3 separate regions of the Mus musculus genome follow, and regions 2 and 3 are each linked to region 1. A link is a loop called in an ENCODE intact Hi-C map of the cell type or tissue named here. Cell type or tissue: heart. All regions are shown on one strand.

Evidence for each region. Hi-C counts contacts between places; a loop is a spot of excess contacts. Peaks named below come from ENCODE experiments on the same cell type or tissue, not always from the same donor. Only the 100,000 strongest peaks of a DNase experiment are listed, where the experiment ranks them.
Region 2: it touches region 1 in a loop (2.6-fold over the local background); 6 of 42 quality-filtered maps call a loop at or near these places.
Region 3: a loop joins it to region 1, with 2.9 times the contacts of the local background. A loop is called at or near these places in 6 of 42 quality-filtered maps.

Annotation. Positions count from the first base shown.
Region 1 is chrX:153,693,902-153,696,401 of GRCm38, reverse strand. It overlaps Kctd12b (potassium channel tetramerisation domain containing 12b), which reads left to right and starts at 122. Exons shown (of 3, transcript NM_175429.4): 1 at 122-317; 2 at 724-778. In heart, no CTCF peak of the experiment used is centred here; no DNase peak of the experiment used is centred here; H3K4me3 peaks cover 1,661 bases; H3K27ac peaks cover 1,561 bases.
Region 2 is chrX:153,496,817-153,499,316 of GRCm38, reverse strand. It overlaps Ubqln2 (ubiquilin 2), which reads right to left and starts at 1,085. Exons shown (of 1, transcript NM_018798.2): 1 at 1-1,085. The coding sequence starts at 863. In heart, no CTCF peak of the experiment used is centred here; a DNase peak (open chromatin) is centred at 1,206; H3K4me3 peaks cover 2,130 bases; H3K27ac peaks cover 2,169 bases.
Region 3 is chrX:153,504,684-153,507,183 of GRCm38, reverse strand. No RefSeq gene overlaps it. Among named protein-coding and RNA genes, the nearest start is that of Ubqln2, 7.7 kb to the right of the region's middle. In heart, a CTCF peak has its summit at 1,009 (motif pointing right); no DNase peak of the experiment used is centred here.

The DNA of each region.
Region 1 (2,500 bases):
TTTGCTTTGCTTTGCTTTGCTTTGCTTTGCTTTGTTTTGTTTTGTTTTGCTTTGCTTTGCTTTGCTTTGCTTCTTGTCTGGCTGCAGAATAGAGCGGGAGGCTGGCTGAGCTGGAGAGGAAGTCAAGTATGTCATAGCAGAGGAGGAGGGTCTACAAGACTGCTAGTTTTAAAGAGGAAAACTCAAATCAAGCACCAAAACACACAGCAAGGGAGAGGAAGAACAGAAAGGCATTCCTCTGTGGAGGTGAGCCCTCACAGCACTGAGGCAGACAGGCACTGAAGCTCGATTTGGCAGTACCTGGCTCGAGACTCAAGGTAACTATTTTATCACCCTCCTTGTCTTTTCTTTCCAGTCCATCGCTTCTGGAATTTCAGAGCTTCTGAATTTGAGCTGGGGATAGGCACGTCTGCTGCTTCTCTATTGAGAGATCTACTGTGAAGCCTGAGACTGGAAAGCAGTTTAGAGTTCCAAAAGCAACCGAAGCGCTTTCCGAGGGGGGGGGGGGCGATCAGAAAAATTCATATTGCTTTCTAGCATCCGTTGAATTTTTAAAGTATTTTGATTGGGTTTAATGCTTCTGGGTGCTAACCTTTTCTTTTATGAGCGAACAACAAGTCACAGATACAAGCTAGTTAGAAGCACAAGGGAATATTGCTGAGGCAAAGAATTGTTTCTTAATTCTTACTTGAAGTTGTTTTCTCCCTTTGCTTGCACTTCCAGTTTAGCTGTTAACTACTTTGATTTCTTGGATCTCCGGCTTGGAGCAGCATACAAGGTGGGGATCACTTTCCTAATTTGAATGTGTGGCTTTGTTCTTACAAACAAGTAAATATTTAAAACACATTGGTTTAAAAGAGGAGAGAGACAGAAGCCAAGAGACAGAAAAGAAAGTAAAAGATTCCAGAAGAAAATGGAGGGCGGTAGGTAGGAAAGGGGGATTAAGACATAGGGATTTCAGGCTTAATAAAATAGAAAACTGGCTGGTTACAAAGTGTCTTGTTTTCTTAGAAATGTCTTCCTGCACATTTTTTCTGTCAGTCACATATCATTTTGACGAGCTTACAGTTCAGTGTACTTTGCTACAGCTGACTTTTGTCTTTGAAAAACATGGATCTTGGTTACAAGTTGAATTATTCAGAGGCAGAAAGGGAGCGATACATTGGTTAGTTTCCTTACTGCCTTTAAAACGCTAGAAAAAATAACTCAGTTCTTCTGGGCTCGGTATACAGCTGCTTTTATTTGTCTTCTCTGCAGCCTGATTTAAGCCCTTTATTAAATGTCACCCTATTTACTTCCTCCTACAGGGACTCTTATTTCTTTGATTAACTGAGGGCACTACTAACACACCCTCATCAGCCTCCTGTTTCTTCATGAAAGAGAATAAATGAGACATTTTAGGGTTTCTTAAAAGGCTGCCCTCTGCCCGTCCCCAGACCCCCCACACACAAAGGGGGAAGAAGCATTTCCAAAACTGACTGAGGGTTAGGTTAAGAGAACTCTTTGTGTTTGTTGCTTGTCTGTTTCCCCATAAGCAAAACCAGCTTGACAGAGAACATTGGGCAGGAGAAGGGGAGAAAGAAGTTATGCAGGAAGCTTTGTACGTAGAAAAGAATTTTTACATTGCAAACACATACAAACAGATAAGCGTCTTCCTGCATGTCCTTCTTTACTTCATGCAATGATGTGTGCACAAGGGGCTGTTTTGAACTAGATATGTTCATTATTATAGAAACCACTTCCATTTTCTTTCTAACAGAAAGAAAAAAGTAAATCAAATCAAAACCAAACAAAAACCAACCAACCAAAAACTGCTCACGTATTGAGACTCCTAGCTATGAGTAGTGTCACATGTAGCTTTTCACAGTAACATTTCTATATCTATGTTTAAAAATGTTTGAGAAAGGCAGCAGCAGAAGTTCCAGTGCAGTTCCGTCCTGACTTTTGTTCTGATTTCTTCTCCCAGAATAAAGGCTCTGTCCTTTTGAAAGTAGCTAACATTGTTTTGTTAACACAAGTGGCAAACTGGCTACTCAGCTTGACTCCCTAAAACAGTGCTTCTCAAGTTTCCTGATGCTGCAACCGTTTAATACAGTTCCTCATGTTGAGTTGACCCCAACCTCAAATTATTTTCATTGCCTACTTCATAACTAATTTTGCTACTGTTATGAATCATAAAATAAGTATCTGATATACAGGGCATCTGATATGTGACCCCCAAGAGGGTCGCAACCCACAGGTTGAAAACCACTGCCCTAGATTGATTGTAACTCTAATTCATAGGATTTTGGATCATTGGCTTATAACTGAAGTTTTCAGGTCAAAAGTCTGACTTCTGGCAGCCTTTACATGCTACCCCTTCCCCTCCCTCAGCTATCTTCATATGAGAAAGGAACAAGTAATTGTGAAAAACGAGGGGTTTATTCAGTGCATCCACACTGAGAAGGGGACGGGGAGTTTGTATAAAGGGCAAGAGACATGTATAATTAAGCAACCCTAG
Region 2 (2,500 bases), 200 kb after region 1:
TCTTGAATGTCAGTGTACATGCGCCGCAGAGCATTGTAGCCACCTGGGATGCTTTCGAGATTACTGAGAGCCAGGTCTTGATTTCGCATCATCTCTTGCATCATGGCAGGATTCCTGGCGATTTCCAGCGTCTGCCTCATTATATCTGGGTTGTTCAGTAGGTGGCTGATTTCTGGGTTTCTCTGGATCAATTGTTGCATCTGTGGATTGGCCATGATGAGCTGCCTCATCAGATCAGGATTCGAAAGCATGCTCTGAACAAAGGGATTTTCCATGATCTGGATCATCATCTCAGGGCTGGCCAGGAGCTGCTGCTGCATCTGGTTCTGAAGCTCGGTGAAGTTGGGCGAGTTCAAGCCCAGGTTACTAAGGCTGGAAAGGCTTCCCAGCCCAAAGGAGCTGCTATTCGTGGTGGTAGGTGTGGAGCTACTCCTGGGAGCCGATGATGTCGTCGCCGCCGGCGCCGCCGCCGTGGTGGTGGTCGTGGTCGTCGTGCTCGTTCCCGCAGTCGTGCTGGGCTGCGTGGTGGCCTGGCCCTGCGGACGGTTCTGGCTTTTGATAACCAGGTGAACAGTCAGTCCATCATGGATGCCATGCTGCATCAAGGTATCTTGATCTTTCAGGATCTTTCCGGCGAAAATCAGCACGAGCTGATCGGTCTGCGATTTGAAGCGTTTGGAAATCGCTTCCTTGAACTGCTGCACGGTGCTGTTCTCGGGCACCGCGAACTCCTCCTTCTCTTTGGGGGTCTTCACAGTGACTTTGATGATTTTGGGCTCGGCCGGCGGGCTGGCCGCGCCTGGGGCCGCCGCAGGGCCGCGGGAGGGGCGCGGGGGGCCGCTGCTCTCGCCGTTCTCAGCCATGGCGGCCGCGGTGACGCAGGCTCACAGGGAAGGCGCTGGCGAGCGAAGAGGGCGCGAGGGAAGGAGGTGCCGCAGCAGCGGACTGGGGCGGCCCGGCGGGCAGCGCGGATCACAGTACCTCAGAGTTGAAGGCTGCGGCTCCTCCCGGTCGTCGGCTGCGCACTCGGCTCGGCGTAGGCCTCGGCTGAGGGCTGAGAGAGCAGGTCCTGCAGGCCGTCTCCGCTGCCGCCGCCTTGTGATCTGCCCGCGCGCACTCCCAGCGACTCCTGCAGCTGCGGCGCCCGCGCTCCCGCCCCGCCCCGCCCCGCCCCGCCCCCGGCCGCGCCCCGCCCCCTGCTGACGCGGCGCCAGCCCAGCGAGCGTCTCGCGGCCGAGCGCAAAACTCCTGCCCTGCAGAGGAGGGGGGGCGGAGGGAGGGAGAGGGAGAGGGAGGGAGAAATAAACAAAGAGAGGGGGGAAGAGAAGGAAAAGGAAGGAGGCTGGAGAGAAAAGCCAGGGGACCAAGGCGAGGCGGGCGAGGCGAGGGGGGAAGGGAGGAGGCCAGGAGGAGGAAGAGGGAGGCAGCTTCTTTAGCAGCCACTGAAAGACCAATGGAGAATGTGGGTTCGCAATCTGGGAGGCAGTGAAAGGATGAAAGCCTGAATTGAACCGATCCCAGGCAAAGGACGAAAAATGAATAGTAAAGAACTCTGACAAAGCAAAAAGGGAGAATGAGCGCCCGGTTGGGGGAAGGGAAGGCATGGCGGGAGCGAGCATTTTACAAAAGAAGCCGAGAAACGGCCAACAGGCTTCTGAAAAGATGAGGCTCGCTCCTAATCAAAGGGATTCAAATAAACACAATGAGATTTTTCCTTCGGGTTTATCATATTGGCAGCGATAAAAAAAAAAAAAAGAACGTTAAACCTTGTTGACCAGGAGCCGAGAAAATGCACTCTCATGCTAGTCGTAGTATGAATTGTTGTAATGGGGCAGTTTGAAAATACAAATGGACATTTTAAGGATTTGCACCTTTGTTTAGAAAGACCTAATAATCAATTCGAAAAGTATATATAAACAACGTGGCATTTTAAAAAATAGCGTTTAGCTAGTTAAATGGGTCTGTGACAGGAATACTATGATTTTGCCATACAATAAAATAATCCCTGTGTCTAAAAGATGGTGGCTAATTCATGTAGTATTACATGTCTCTAAAAAATACATTAAATGCACTGTAGTTAGGAGAAAATAATAGACGATATTTGGGGTTATTTTTTATGGTTTTCTTAACAAATGGAAACAATACATGTGTGTAGGTGTCAGCATCAAAAAGCTTGTAGACTGTATGTGTGAAAAAAATCTGAAAGGCTATACTCCATTATGATAAAGGTAATTATTAGTAAGAGCTGAAATTGTAAATAATTCTTATTTTCTATTTTTATAAGATTGTGAATTTGATGAATAAATATGCATTGCGTTTATGATTTTTAAAAACTACAAATATTATTTTCAGACAAGAGTAAAGGTAAAAATTGACAGGCACACAATAGTCGTGGCAGAAATTAACATAATCATTATGGATTAAATAAAGAAAACAAAAAATGGAGTATTACTGTTATAGAAAACCTGAATTATAGAAGAAATTATTCTGAAATCATTTA
Region 3 (2,500 bases), 190 kb after region 1:
GTGCTCTTAACCACTGAGCTCTCCAGCCCCATGAAACCATTCTTGACCATTTCAACAGAGTGCGCTTCTGATTCAACTTCTCCTTCAATTAGCTTGGAAGGTATCTATGATTAACTGCTACAAAGTCTGTAACCGCAGGGCAAACTTCAGGTTTCTTGTCTTGTCTTCACTAATCTGCCCTCTGGAGGTACTCCAAGTAAAACCTCACTGCTCTCCTGCGTGGCAGGCCTTCCGTTACTTGAAGCTACCCACCATCTCTTTAGATGAAAGCATTCCTGACCTTTTCAATAATTGTTGTGTCTGTTTGGAACCCACTCACCATCTTGGTCACTTTCCAAGTTATCTATGCACATCTTAATTGTAGCACTCTGATATGGCCCAGACTCCCACATAAACTATCAAGTACAGAACAAAACATTCTTTGTTCTGGGCATCATGCCTCTTCTAACAACGTCTAAAATTTCATTACATGTGTATGCACTGTAACCCCACACAACTAGCTCATCTTGAACTTATAGTAAATAAAACCCAGTCTTCTTCACATATGCCACACTCAAGCTACATAACCACCTACTCTTGGAAGCTCAATTCTGCAATGAATAGCAATTCATATTAGGTTCTATTAGATTGAATCCTAGTAGATTCAATCTTTCCCCTAGGCTCTCTGTCTTCTGTGTACGTCTGTAACAGGACAAGAAATATCTATCCACATTGATTGGCACATATGCATTGACTGACTGAACACAGTCGGTCCAAAGCGCTAACCATCTACAGCCTATTATCTCTGTCTTTTATCATCTAGCTTAGTGCTTCTCTACTTCCCTAATACTTCGACCCTTTAATAGCATTCCTCGTGTTGTGGTGACACCCCCAACCATAAAATTATTTTTGTTGCTACCCCATAATTGTAATTTTGCTGCTATTATGAATCGTAATGTAATGATTTTTGATACGCAGGATATCTGATATGTGAACCCTGTGAAAAGGCCATCGACCTCCACCCCCACAAGGGGGCGCGCCCCACAGGTTGGGAACCACTGATCTAACTATTGCTACTCCATTTGATTCTCAAGGCCATTTAAAGGAACTGTCAAAAGCCTCAGTGAGGTACACAATTGCTATTGTCTCCCGAGGTCTCTAGAGACAGTGCAGCCTAAAGCAGACATCGTCCAGGGCAGCTGGAGCACAAGTGATTGCCAACTTCAGACATACCACATGTATTAGGCCACTGCAAACAGATGATATTAAAAAGCAGTTTCAAATATTGTCTTAACTCAAATGTCACAAAGGCAGGACTCTAGATTGCTTTTTCATTTATGACAAAGACGGTTCTCATGCGTGCATTTTTATGTAACCTGTTCCAAGGTAAATAGCAGCAAAGATGTGTTTATTTAACAAGAGATAAGTGTCTACTGAGCAATACCAGGCCACCTGATATAAAATTCTACAGTCTCTAATGATAGATTAATAGGTGGATATATTTAATAGATTTAATGTGGTATAGTATATTATACAAAATTAGTATAGTATAGCAAAATCATAGTTATGGAATTGTTAGGAAAATATTCTAGAATCTCAGAATTGGGTTCAAATCTTGAGTTTGACACTTGATAACAATGCAACATTAAGGAAGCTATCTAGCCTTATTGATAAACCAAGGAACATAAAAATGGTACTACGTGGGATATATTCTAGAGCTGGGCTGTCTTGTCTGGTATCAGTGGGAGAAGAAGTGCTTAGCCTCCCAGAGACTTGAAGTGCCAGCATTGGTCAGGGGAGGGGGAAGATACCCAGGGGCCCCCTACTTACTCAGAGGAGAAGGGGGGATCAAGGAAGGATTGTGGGAGAGGGTGGCCAGAAGGGGGGCAGTGTGGGATGTAAAGTGGATAAGTAAAAAATAAAATTTAATTTTAAAAAGTTGTGCTATGATATAAAATTGTTATAACAATGACTTTACTAGGGATTGTTGCTATTCCAATGTAACAGAGAAATTAACTATATGACAAGATGGTATTGTGAAATCCATATTATAGCAGAATATCAGTTTTTGTTTATCATGCTCATGAATATTTTTAATAGTCAACTATAGCATATTTTCTGAAATTAGCTTGTTTGCTAATATACACATTAGCCCAAGAACTAACTCTCTCTCTGTCTCTCTCTGACTCTCTGTCTCTCTCTGTCTCTGTCTCTCTCTGTCTCTGTCTCTCTCTCTCTCCCTCAGTCCGTCTCTCTCTGTCTCTGAGTGTGTGCCTTGTGTGTGGTGCATACACATGTGTGAAGGTACACATAAGCCTGTAGAGGCAGAGTAGAGTATCAGGTGCTTTCCGCTACTGCTTTCTGCCTCGTTGCCTTGAAATGTCCCTCACTGAAGCAGAAGCTCACCTTTGGGATAACCTGGCTAGCCAGCAAGCTTTTGGGATGTCTCCACTCCACATTTCAAGGGTTAGAGGCATACACATGAATGCCTCGTCTTTCACATGGGTGCTGGGGATTCCAA